Regions from separate parts of the Homo sapiens genome. Here region 2 is linked to region 1. Evidence: read pairs that join two places in POLR2A ChIA-PET (ENCODE). Cell type or tissue: MCF 10A. All regions are shown on one strand.

Region 1 (2,500 bases):
TTTACTTCGCTGATACCGTGAACAACTGTGGCTGTTCCTTCTTTTTCCCCCTCTTTCTGTCTTGAAAGCAGATGTATGCTAACCATCTTGAACTTAAGAACCATTTTGTCAAGTTAAAAAAAAAAGTGAAGGCCGGGTATGGTGGCTCATACCTGTAATCCTAGTGCTTTGGAAGGCCAAGGTGGAAGGATTGCTGGAGCCCAGGAGCTGCAGGCTGGAGTGAGTTATGACTGCACCATTGCACTCCAGCCTGGGTGACAGAGCAAGATCCTGTCTCTAAAAAAAAAAAAAAAAAGAAATTAAGTCAGTTAAGCCAGGCGGCTTTGTACAGCTCTGTGGAATGACAGAACTTATAAAATGTCCTTTCTCTAGAGCTGTGGGGAAAATGAGGCAAATACTGTATGGGCAACCTCCTGAATGTGTTTCATTTATTCATCTATAATAGCAGGGCTTGGATAAATCTTTCCTATATGCTATGTGTGGGGCTAAGAAATGACCTTATTGTCAAAGGTTGATGAATGCACAGATACAGGGTAAGAAGCCAATCTGGAATGATGGTTTCCATTTTCCACTTGAGAGTTTAAGCCTGGGCAGCAGATACCTGCTCTGTGAACTCTTTACATGAGCAACTTCCCAGCACAAATTGTTCTCATTTCCCAGGCTCACATGTCCACCAGTCCCTACTTTCTGAGGATGACTTTTTCTGTCTCAGATTCCCTTGTGTAGGGAACATTCTCTTCCAGTGAACCTGGCTACCCCACTGGAGCTTGTGGCTGTAGGAGACATGCTTGGAGCCAGTTGTTACTACAGGGGCCTGAGATAAGCCAAGGGTACCAGATGACTGTGAATTACAGGCACTGTTGAGTGTGTGCTTTGAGACCAGAAAGAGGAAAGCTTTTTACTCAAAGCAGAAGTAAAACAGGCTTTTGTGGGGGAAGTGGAAATTAGCTGGTAGGAGTTCTTTGTACCACACATATAAAAATAGGAGTGCTCCTGGAGAGGAGTGCAGCTGGCAGGGACCTGTGGTTGGTCAAAGTGATCAGCAACGTTGCTTGCAAGCCAAAACCATGAGTCACCTTCAGTGGAGCCTGGTGTCCTGAATCCAACACTTTCCTTCTTTGTCCCCATAACTGTGACCTCCCTTCAGAGGTTTTCTGAGGAAACTCAAGACCTGTACCCATTGAAATATGGAGGGACAGCCTGACCTCTTAAGCTTAGAATGTTGAGGCCTGAGCTTGCTCTGGGGCTAGAAAGCTCTGATCCTAGGCCGGATAATTTACTGAGTTATTTGTCTTTGTTTTCTTTGTACATTACTCAGCCTTCAGGGCAGGTAGCCAGGACTTTGAGCTTTCAGGGCCCAAAGAAGAAGCCTGCACATCACTTTCCGTCCTGACTTTTTCCTCCTTCACTCTGAGGGATTTGAGCATGCTGCGCTAGGAGAAGAAGTGGTAGAGTGTTTTTGAGAGACACAGTCCTTAAGATTATTCCCCAAGGGAAGGAAAGGATATGCACAGTTTTTAAAATAATGGGGCTCTGTGGCCCACCCTCCATAGAATCTCAGGAAGATGACAGGGTGTCCGGGAGCCATGACTGCATGTTGAGCCTAGAAAGGTCTTTCTGACTCTGGGTATGGAGGCTCTCAGCTCTGGCAAAGATTTCCAGGGGAACAACAGGGATGTCCAACTTCACTCTATAAGCTTGGCCAGCAGGCAACTTGGTGGAAACCTCGTAGATAAGGGGTTGGCCCATAGGTCAAATCTGGGCCGTCGTCTGTTTTTGTATAACCTATGAGCTTAGAATGGTGACATTTTAAAGTGTTTGGGAAAAAAAATCATATTTTATGACCCATGCAATTATATGAAATTCAAATTTCAGTGTCCATAAATAAAGTCTTCCTGGGATACAGTCAAGTTCATTCATTTTCCTACTGTCTACGGCTGCTTTTAAGCAACAATGGTAGAGTTGAGTGGTTGTGACAGAGAGCTGCTTGGATTGCAAAGCCTAAAATATTGACTATCTGTTCTCTACAGAAAAAGTTTGTGGATCTCTGATGTAAACCAATGACCAGACATACCGCATGAATGTTTGGCTTCACATAAACACTCCTGGCCATTAGCTCTGGGACTGGGCATGGGATTTGGAGGTGGGGAAGAGAAGGCAATCCTCTCAACCTCTGAAATTAAATTTCCCACTAGCTGAGCAGAAAGGAAGCTCAGTGTCATGCCTACCATAATTTAAAGTAAGTAAAGCCATATGAACTTTCTGGAACATTCAGGTTTGTGTTGCAAATTGATTCCTATCATGCTTTATCTCATAAGCCTCCCTGGCAAAGACTTTCTATTAGACAATCATGGCTTTTGTTTTACTGGTTCCATTATGGAAGTAACACCCTTAGGTCTCCTCAATCTCAGCGTGTCCAAATCCTACCATTAGAGCCCAACTTAAACATTCTCCCTCCTCTCTGCCCCTAGTAGTCTTGACCTGCTTTTTCGACTTGCAG
Region 2 (2,500 bases), 270 kb after region 1:
TTATTTACATTTCTAGAGTAAATTTGTGCTATACAGAGTTCTATCATGAACTAAGAATTGTCCATATCAGATATGAGCCCTAAAAAGAGCATAGGACAAGTATGGAAACTACATACACTTTGTTTAAATACTTTTAGTTCTCTTGATAAGGTACAAGATATTTATTTGCAGGACATATACTGTTTTTGTTAGTGCCCTTTTACTCTTTTATTTAGTCCATACACCCTAATCCATCTGTTATGACAGACTGGCATTTTTAGAAACAGAAACTAGCAGAAATTAGTATGATCTTTAATTTCAGTTTGATTTTAGAAGTATTTAAACCATAATAAGCTCTTTTTAATCACAAGTTATATGTCTATTGTTATAACTCAAATATCTAATAAGAATTTATGAAACAAATCTTAACTAATGACTTACGATTTGGCAAAGTTAGAAAAAAAAGGCTTTCAAATTAGCTAATGGTTTTAGAGCCATTTGAAACAACTGAAAGAAGTTTTCCCCTCACTACTACATTTACCAGCAAGAGATAAATCACTTCCATTTGTTTGGCAACTGTAAAAGCTTAAAAATCCATATTTTAAAAATGAGTTTACAGTAGTCCCCCTTTATGCCGGGAGAATAAATTCCAAGACCTTAAATGGATGCCTGAAACTGCGAATGTTATTGAACCCTATATATACTGTTTTTTCTCATATATTCATACCTATGATAAAGTTTAATTTATAAATTAGCCATAGTAAGACATTAACAGCAATAACTATAGTAAAATAGTAAAATAGAACGACCATAACAAATACCATCCTCATTACTCTTGTGCTTTGGAGTCATTATTAAATACAGAAGGGGTTACTTGAACACAAGCACTGTGATTCTGCAACAGCTGATCTGATAACTGAGAATGCTACTAAGTGACTAATGGGCAGGTAGTGAGTACATATAGTGTGGATATGCTGGGCAAAGGGATGATTCACATCCTGGGCGAGATGGTGTAGGATGGCATGAAATTTCATCACACTGCTCGCAACAGTGCAATTTAAAACTTATGAATTGTTTATGGAATATTCTGTTTAATAGTTTGGACTGCAGTTGAACACAGATAAATGAAACCGAGTATAGTGAACTCATGGATAAGGGGGAACTACTGTATATCTCAACTGTAAAACTAAAAACAAGGAGAAAAGGTGTTAAAATTTTTTTGAAAAAAAGAAGGAAAAATAACAAAGAATGTTATTGTAGCTTTAACTTATTTTTATGGTCCCAATTATTTTTATTTCAGAGCACAACATTTTGGCTGAAAATAATACCCAGTTAACAATATTTTTAGTGCCTACCACATATAAGATTCTATGCTAGATTTTATGGGCTAAAAAAGAAAAGTCTGTATGGCATAAGATTTTATTAAGCTACTAACTGACTGCTGACTTGTGAATATATTTTTATGAACAATGTATCAGATTCAGACATGCCTTCAGAAAGCTCCGTTAAGAGTGAAAATGTGTGTCTATATTGGACATGGCCTGCTAAATATAACACGTTCCTTTCACTTTAAAATAGTTGCTTACAATCTGAGGTGTTGTCAAAGAAACCTTGGTAAGATTCAGGAATTGTCTAGATTCTCAAATTTTCTATCACATGACCAGATTTTTGGATTATGTGGGTAAACTGGATGCCTTAGACATAAAACCTAGCTTTCCACTGCCCTAGACTGTCAATTTAACTGGCAATACTTATAATTAGCATGCTCATATATGTTCCATATGAACAGAGAAACAGAATACAATCAGTTCTCACTCAGGGTAGCAGGGAGCTTGGGACACAGATTAAGGGGTTTATGAATTAATAGTCTTTCCCCTACGAAGGCTAGTAGCATCATAGCTACAGATGAGCTGTAATTTACACTGATTGACATGCTTATTTTCTCCCTTCTCCCCCCGAGTACCCCTAAACACACATACACAGACACACATCACTCACTCACAAACCCACCAAGATTGAAGGTCTTGAACTAAACTTTAGGACTCTGCCATCTCCAGAGAAGGACTTTTTCACAGTTCTGATCCTCAGCCAGTAGAGGATCCAGAATTTCTATATGGAATGGACTTGGGGACAGCAATTTTATAAAAATTTTTGTTGAGGTTGCTATGTGCATGGTAAGCATGGTAATTTTACTTAGATTGTATTTTTATTTTTGGTGGCGTATAAGGTTGACGCTAGCATAGTTTATGGAGGGAAGTGCTAAAACTCTCCCAAGTCAGCCCTCTCTGGCTCCAGGTTCCATTGAGGGAGGTAGAGGTGGGAGTAATTTACAGTCAAGTAGGAACAATTGAGTTTACAAATTACCAAACTTTCCCAAGGATGGAGGAAGTGAGTACTGTGTTTGATATTTGGTCTGTAGAACTCGACTGCAGTTTACACATTTATAAAGTCAATTTTTCACTTGATTTTGAGTGTAAAAGTACTTTAAAAATACTTTTTAAAAATAAAATTTTGGGCCAGG

The links. Peaks named below come from ENCODE experiments on the same cell type or tissue, not always from the same donor. Only the 100,000 strongest peaks of a DNase experiment are listed, where the experiment ranks them.
Region 2: POLR2A ChIA-PET joins it to region 1 with 6 read pairs; 1 of 35 experiments calls an interaction of 5 or more read pairs at or near these places.

Annotation. Positions count from the first base shown.
Region 1 is chr9:112,010,988-112,013,487 of GRCh38, reverse strand. No RefSeq gene overlaps it. Among named protein-coding and RNA genes, the nearest start is that of LINC02977, 28 kb to the left of the region's middle. RefSeq lists enhancers at 528-767, 808-857, 1,098-1,237, 1,348-1,397. In MCF 10A, no CTCF peak of the experiment used is centred here; DNase peaks (open chromatin) are centred at 1,067 and 1,317.
Region 2 is chr9:111,741,925-111,744,424 of GRCh38, reverse strand. All of the region lies in intron 10 of SHOC1 (shortage in chiasmata 1), which reads left to right. Among named protein-coding and RNA genes, the nearest start is that of SHOC1, 52 kb to the left of the region's middle. In MCF 10A, no CTCF peak of the experiment used is centred here; a DNase peak (open chromatin) is centred at 954.